Regions from separate parts of the Mus musculus genome. Here region 2 is linked to region 1. The links are chromatin contacts, found by POLR2A ChIA-PET in ENCODE. All regions are on one chromosome and are shown on one strand. The core of a region is the stretch at or near the end of the contact, and the rest is flanking DNA. Distances in the headings are between cores, read along the strand shown.

What was found. ChIA-PET counts read pairs that join two places held with the same protein, here RNA polymerase II (POLR2A).
Region 2: POLR2A ChIA-PET joins it to region 1 with 13 read pairs in Patski. The contact joins the promoter of Myh9 here to the promoter of Eif3d in region 1. POLR2A ChIA-PET finds 5 or more read pairs at or near these places in 3 of 5 experiments (Patski and embryonic stem cell).

What each region holds. Positions count from the first base shown.
Region 1 is chr15:77,968,955-77,972,990 of GRCm38, reverse strand. It overlaps Eif3d (eukaryotic translation initiation factor 3, subunit D), which reads left to right and starts at 2,167. Exons shown (of 15, transcript NM_018749.2): 1 at 2,167-2,308.
Region 2 is chr15:77,839,857-77,843,892 of GRCm38, reverse strand. Myh9 (myosin, heavy polypeptide 9, non-muscle) reads left to right here and starts at 1,718. Exons shown (of 41, transcript NM_022410.3): 1 at 1,718-1,936. It also overlaps the pseudogene Gm22107.

The DNA.
Region 1 (4,036 bases), core at 918-3,417:
ATGTAGGTGAGTCTTTTTTGTTATTTCCTGTCTCTAAAAGCAGGTTCTAACCGCCTTAGGTCCACAAAACACTTCTTGGGCACACTCTAGAAAAATGCCACCCCACAAGAGTGACACAGAACTGCAGAATTGTAGTTGGGGGGGAGAGGTGGCAGGGACCCTCATGAGAGAACAAGCTGCGCGGTGAGCAGAGAATGAGGCAGGACCCTCCAAATCGCTCTCCATCTGAGAGAGCAGAACAGCTGGGCCACAACAGGGGAAAGATGACTAAACTCCAACGACAAGCTGTAGCAGATGGCCTCTGGGAGCCACTGCAAAAAGAAAGGGGAAAGGAGAGAGGCATGATGGGAGCAGTTCAGCAAAGATACATGCCTCTTTATATTTTAAGGCATTTTGATTTTCTACTGATCTGGGCTCTTGCTATGGAGCCCAGGCTAGCTTCAGGTCTGCCCAGGCTGACCTCCCATTTGCAGCAATCCTTCTGTCTCAAGTTTTCAGGTGTTGGGAGCTCAGGATCAGCTGGACAATTCAGTGAGAACTTGCTTAACAACTGTTTAAGTCCGAAGGATGGCTGTTTTCAAAGCAAGTGACTTTTCTCACAATCTCCAACTTCACCAGCTTCTGTCGTTATGATCCCTCCCCTTCAGTTTCAGAGTAGAGGGATCCCAGAACATGCTGCAACTAACTCTTAAAGACATACAAACAAACACACACACACACACACACACACAATAGGACCCAGACAGTGACAGTAAACCTTTGGGGCAGAAAGTACAGCAAGTGTGGGACCTGCTGGGAGAGGAATGAGAGCAGGGTCGTGGTGGCCAGAGCAGAGGTTGTTCAGAAGGGCAGGGAGATGTCAGGCCACATCTTCCCTCGGAAGTGTGGGAAGAGCTTTGAGCATCCTGAGGAGCAACCCACTGGGAGTATGAATGGTTCGAACAATGAGGGAGATGGTACTATGAGGGCAGACAGCACTCAGGTACGGCTGAAGTTACAACACAGACAGGCTAGTCCCAATGTGGTGGGAAATTTAAGTTAATGACGAGGACCCAGCAGGACCCACCAAATCCTGAGAACACAAATTGGGGAAACGGGAAGGCAAGCTCATTGGTAAATTAGTGAAATGGGTAATCCCACCAACATTACCATTTCCAACACAGGTAGAGGCCAAATCACCTGATCAAATTCATCCCAGTGGTATCCACGGTAAGGACCCGAATGTGGAAATGTCCTTTGACAACCATTTATTTTACAATTTATTATCTAGCATTTCCAGTTTCATTAAGGGAGGAGGGGAGAGAGATGTCAGATATGAAGGCCATAAAACTACACTTGGCTGACCCTGGACACCACATGTATCTAAGATGTTTTTTTTTTTTCTTTTTTTAAAGATGTATTTTCTAATCAAGGAGATCTGCTGAGAAACTATCAAGGAAACATAAACAGCAGGCAGAAGGGACCAGCTTTTTAAAAAACGCCCATCCCGAGTCTCTTTCCAGACGGCTGCAGGGGGTGGAAGACGCCAAGAGGTCACACTGACCCGCACCCTGTGAACTGTGATGATCAATTAAGACGTAGCTTGGATAGCCCCGATCTGAATATCGATTTAGAGCGAGGCACTCTAAATCTGCTTTAAAAAATAGCGACCAGAAATCTCCGTTGAAAGACGCTTGTGACCTGTGGGACAAAGGTTTGAGTCCTAGCGGGCACCCCGAAGCTCTAGCAACCCGGACTAGGCAGGTCATTTGCCACCCTGCGTTGGGGCCACAAGTGACAAGCACACGAAACGCGCCGGGCCACTCTCCAGATAACGATCAGCCAGACCGACGACCACGCTGGGGCCAGCGAGCGCGGCGGGGCATTGTGGGAGGCAGAGGAGGCGAGCCTGGCGCGAAGCATTATGGGACACCGCGGGGACAGCTCCGACTCCCCGCCCCGGCTTCTCTGGCCCCGAGCGTGACCACGATTCAGTTCTGAACCTCTCCGGGCGTCCCCAGACGCCACTGACGTAATCCCCTCACTTGTGTCTGGCACCTCAGGGGCGAACGAGGATTTTTTTTTTTTTTTTTTTTAAAGCCGAGAGCTGTGACACACTTCCGGTTGTGTCTCACTTTACGGCTTGACATTTTTCCGCTGACTAAGAAGGAAGTGGTAGGGCCATTTACGACAGCGCTGGTCGCCGTTTACGGCACCGGCCCCTGCGCGCGCATCTTCCCTCCTGCCTTGACTCCTCGGAGTATCCCGGCAATCGCAGTTTTTTCCCCGGGCCATCTGTCGCCATCCGGGCCCGTGAAGGCTTTTGCAGGTGAGCGGCTTGTTTCGTGGGACCCTGCGGACCTCGCGAGCCAGCCTGGGCTAGACGTGGCTTCGGGAGCTCCCGGAAGAGCCTTCCTTTACGTCCTGTCGCCTGTGCCCCTCCGCTGGGCGGGGCGGGAATTGGCCCCCGGTGGTCCCAGGCACGACTCAGAATGCAGGACACCGGACCTTGTGTGTGGATCCCTCGCTCGGCGCTCTGCTCAGCGCCGTGGGGTGGGTTGTGGGGCGACGTAGCCTCCTCTAGGGGTTCGAACAGATTGTTTCTGTGCTCCGAAATGGGGGGCTGAGAGTAGGTTCCAGCTCTGATCGGAAACGGAGCCCAGGAGTTAATGGCCCCCACCTGTAGTGTCCCCAGTGACCCACACTGTATTGTGGCCAATACAGCTGTCGCGCCGTTTTACTTTTCCCCTACTGCTTTCTTTCTGATTCACGTGTGCAGTAGCCGAAGGACCAAACCCTGTCCATCCAGGGAGATAGATGATGATGCACATCAGGCCTTGAGCCATCTTGAACTTGTGACAACTCAAGTTTACAGTTGCTTTGGGGGCAGCCTGTTGGGTATGGCTTAAAGCCCCAGGTGGTCAGGCTGCCAGCTACCCACAGTATAACCAGAAGGAGGTCGGGCCTAAGTAGACAGCCTTGGAAACTTTTTGAAGGGATGGGCAGATGGACTCCTTAAGTTAGCAGAGCTAGCTTTGTGTCTCAAAGATGGGGTGTGTGGTAGCAGTCGGTGGTAAAGCGTCCAGCACAGCACCCCAACATCCTGGGGCCTCTTACTTCATGTCAGCTGTTTGAAGGCCACCACACCCCACCACCACCACCTCACCCTCTCTCCCACAACCCCGTGTTCTTCCTACAACTTAGCATACGTTCATATTTGGAGGGTGAAGCTCCTGGGTTTACTCTTGTCCGTGTCACCTAAGTATCACCAGCTTCCGTGTGTCAGAGGAGGAGGAGAGGCTACTGAGCTCTAATGGTGGACAATTTCAGGTTTCTTGTGTGTGGTCAATGCATGGGTTTTTTTTTTTTCCTTTTGTTGTTTGCTTTGGTTTTTGATGGGAAGTGTCCAGCAAGCCCCTGGATTATACAGCTATTAGCTTTTACTTTCCTAAAATGAGCTGTGGTATATACTATATACTGCGGGGCCAAAGCTACACTGCCTGTGTTCAAATTTTCTTACCCAGAAAATGGGACTGGCCCCACGGGATTGTCCGAAGGGTTTAGTGAGCGCGTGTGCTGTAAGCGGTCAGAACAGTGTCCTGGTGCTCCTGCGTATGGACATTTGACACTCGGCCGCTTTTGCTCTGAAGTTTGTGACCACCTTGGTCACCAATGGTCCTTTTGCTTGGCTGCATGCACTGTACAGGACTTGTGCTGATGGAAAATTGGAAGGGTGGGGTCTGATTGAGGGTTCAGGGGATGGTCTTGTTTGGTTGGTTTTAGTCCTTTATTTTTAGGATTTTGTTGTTGCTGTCTGTGTATGCACGTGTGTGGGAGTTTGTGCTGTGGCATTCTGCTGGAGAAGGCCACGTGTGGGGGTCTGTTCTCACTTTCCACTTTGGTTCCACCTTTACTTGTGGCACCATCTCAGCAGCCCGAGGGTCTTTAAAGCACTGTGTGCCGGTGCCTTTGTGTAACTGAGTGGTAATTGTGCAGGGTGACAATCACCAAGACTTTGACCGAGGCCCTCTGATGGAGACTGGGTTTAGAGACATTT
Region 2 (4,036 bases), core at 469-2,968, 130 kb after region 1:
CCCACTGAGCCATCTCACCAGCCCGGAGTGGAACTCTTGAGGTCTCTATCAAGCTTTAGTAAATAGAGCCAAGGACAGGCGTGCTTAGCGGGGACTGGCCCTAAACTCATTATGTAGCCAAGAGTAGCTCCTCCTGCGCCTCCCTCTGCAGCGCTGAAATCACAGGTGTGTGCTACAGGCCTAGTGGAGCCACTTTCCCAAAGTGGTTGGAGAAGCGCATGCGTATTCCTGTCAGCACCTGATGAGCTCCACCTCCTCACCGGCTCTAACAATGCTGGGCTTTTTTTTTTTTTTTTTTTTTTCCGAGACAGGGTTTCTCTGTGTAGCTCTAGCTGTCCTGGAACTCACTCTGCAGACCGAACTCAGAAATCTGCCTGCCTCTGCCTCCCGAGTGCTGGGGTTAAAGGCATGGGCCACCACTGCCCGTACATCTCCAGTCTCTTGATGATTAGTTTTAAAAGTAATTATTGGCTTTATATATTTCACACCTTTGAACTGCTTGTCTGTGTAGTTCAGGCTAGTCTTGAACTCCCCCTCCTACCTCAGACCTCTTGAGTTCTGGTATACCACCCACAACCCCTGGATGGTTCAGCCTTTTAAAAATTTTTTAAATTTTTCTTATCAACTGGGAAGCAGTCTTTGCTGTAATGTGGGTAGCAATCACTGGTCATCTGGGCTGCAAAATCTCTTTCTTTCTTTAGCTGCTTTTTGGCTTCAGAATGTAAGTTTTCCCTGAAGTTTATATGGAAGGATCATTTTAACTGTGTTAGCAAGAACATTCCAACAGTTAAGAGCAATGACGAGAAATTTGCCTTCATAAAGCCATTTGAAAGCATTGACGTGCTGCAGGATCGACCACATAGATCAATGGACACAACTCGGAAACGGACAATTTGGGCAGAAAATAATGCGTGGACAAATTCCTGATAGATTAATGGCAAAGTACATTTTTTTAAATGAAAAAAAAAATCCTCTCGTGGTTAGTAACCAAAATAAAACAAATGAAATCTACCCTTAAAATAATTTAGTGACAAATATCTGAGATGTGTGTGAGTTAATTATTCAAAGGTTAAGAGTGGCTTAGACTGCATTCCAGGCAGAGGTACTAGCCAGAGCAAAGGTTCAGAGGTTGGAGGACAGCCGCGAGCAGGCTCCAAAATCGAACTCAGGACGCCCACACGGAATGCAGGGTTGAAGCCATGACCGCCCCCACAGCCATCATAATTATGTAAAATACCACTTTTCCCATATATGGTACTTAATATCTGTTCTCCTGGTAGGACAGGACGAAGGGAAAACACGGTTCGCTGGGCGGAGTGTCAGAGCCTCAGACCTCCCCAGTACGCTCCCTCCGGCCCCGGCGCGGCCCAAGCTGCACACCAGAGCCGGGACCAGGAGCCCAGCGCGCCTGAGCCGCTTGCTTCTGATTGGATGAAATCCGCGTCAATCCTGGTCCTGTAACCTGGCTGTCCATTGGACCCGCCCAACAAGGCGTGGCTCCCGCCTAGGAAGCGCGGGTGGAAGGTGGGGTGGGCGGAGGTGGGGACAGATGGGGAGGATGAATCTCAGCACTCCGGCTTCCATCTCTTGTCTGTTTATAGGCCGAAAATCTGTCAGTTTAGGCCAGACTCCTGTTGGATTGGGCAGTGTGGGGAGAGGGCGGGGACTCTTGGAAGCTCCACCCACGAGCCGGCGGCGAGCTGTAGACCCGCCCTCCTCTTGGAAGGGCGGGGCAGGGAGGGCGGCGCGCACCAGAGCTGGGTGCGGTGAGGCGCGCAGATCACCGCGGTTCCTGGGCAGGGCACGGAAGGCTCAAGAACCTGACCTGCTGCAGCTTCCAGTCTCGCGTTCGCCCCACCCCGCCGCGCCGCCCGAGCGCTCGAGAAAGTCCACTCGGAAGAACCAGCGCCTGTTCCCCGGGCAGACCCAGGTTCAGGTGAGCGAGCTTTGCCGGTATGTCCCGCCCCGGAGCTGCCGAGCGCGCGCGCGCGGCGACAAGACTCGAGTCCTTTGGGGCGGACGGCCCTGTGGTTCTCGGCCTCCGCGTGGCGGGTTTCAGCGCGGTCGGGTGCGACCGGACTCCGCATCCTCACCCGAGGGGTGATAGGCAGCGAGGCCTCGGGGTTAGGGAACCGGGGGACGCAGTCCCCGGCCCTACAGGATGCCCTTCCCGGTCGGGGCACTGGGAGCTCGGCCTGCTCCTGTCGCCTCTGCACTCCCGCCTCCCCGACGGCCAGCTCCGGCAAACTTTTTAACCCCTTCCGGGACGCAGCAGTCCCGGAGATCTCGGCCGAGCCGGCCGGATGCGTTCGTGGGCACGGGGCAGCAGCTCCTTTGTAAGTTTGGCAAAGGGAGGTAACGGGCAGGCGAGGACCGCTTGGCAGCTGTCAGGGCGTCCTCCTGAGTCAGGATCGGTCGGTCCCGCCGCAGACATTGCGCCCGGCACGGTTTCCGCCGTCCGCTGCGGACTTCCTCATTTGTCCGTCAGCCCTTGGGCCGGGAGGGGGCGGGGAGAGGTACTCAGAGTGCGTGGGAAAAGGGGTCCCAGCTGCCGAGGGGCTCAGGGCGCAGGAAAAGAACCCCCCCGTCTGACCTCATTCAACCTTGGATTTCTATTGCCCGAGGTCAGAAGGCCTGGGTCTGCCGGCAGCTGCCCCGTCGCCCGGGCAGGCGTGCACCTGATTTCCACCGCACCTTGGGACGCCACGCCCGGGCCAGTCTCTGGGAGCTGGCCCTGACTTTAAGACCAGGCCGGGCAGCCGCATCTTTTATGTTTGATGAGAGGCGGAGTTTTGAAGACATCCCCCACTTCCTTGCACTAGGGTCTTCACCTCATCCTGTTCTGGAGCCACGCCTAAGGCAGGAGCTGCACCCCGCTCCTCCGGGTCCCCATCTCTCCCAGGCAAACTGAGTCAAGTACCCTCTATGACTTGCTTGCGGGCTGTAGTGAAACTGAAGGCTGGGTGGGCTCGGGCGGGTGCCTAAGGCCCCACCCAGCGGTGTTAGGGAAAAGGTCCCTGGGAAGTCCCAGGTCTTGGAGACCCGGAGGCTGCCTCGGCTGGGCTACAGGGAGGTCCATCGAGTTCTCAGTTCTCTGAGCGGTTTTCTGGATTAGCAAGATTTCAAAGTAACTTGCGTGCTTCCTACAGCAGCACCTATACCAAAATTGGAACGATACAGATTAGCATGGCCTCTGCGTAAGGATGACACGCAAATGCATTGAGTTCCGTATTTTTTAGCCAACGCAGACTGGCCCAAGTATCTCTAAGAGTGGCTCACTCTCAAGCACGACTTAGGAGGTTTCTGCCTCCCAAAGGACTCCCTCCTCTGCTGTATGCCAGCCAGTCAATCTCAGGACCTCCATCTAGAACTCTCAAGCCACTAGGCAGATCTGTAACCCGCCCCGGAGCCCCTCCTAAGCCTTGACCAAGTGAAAATAAAGCTTTTTGAAACAGCAAAAATAAATAAATAAATAAATAAATAAATAAATAAAAGGTAACTTGTTCACAGAAACATTGTAGCCATTTCTGACTCCACTGTCTAGAGTCCAAGCTGATAACTTCACCTGGAGGCCTCCCTCCCTTTCTATTAAGGAGGCAATTTGCTTGAAGCCCCGTGTAGACAATCACTCAATATCAGTCAATTTATATACCAGGTTGTTATAGGTGGGGGTAGGGGGGAAGGGCCTATAGATGTGTAATTGAGCAAATATTTAACCGGGCTTCTGCCAGGGACTTTGCCAGGTGGTGTGTGTGGGGGCGGGGTGGGGTGGGTGTGAATTGAGTAAGACCTGGCCCCTGCTCACCGGCACTCTGAGACAAACCAGTGACTAGTGTGAAGGGGAGATATCAGGAACCCCAGAAAGGTACTGTGAGGCATTGGGCTACCCTGGGAGAGCCTGCTGGCCTCCTGAAGAGACTTGTGTTCTGGGGAAATTTGAAGGCATTAAAGAGTGGAGTGGTAGACTAAGATACAAAGACAGCTTGTGCTGTGTCCCAAACTAGCCACAGACAAAGGACTCAAGGAATTCCTAGGC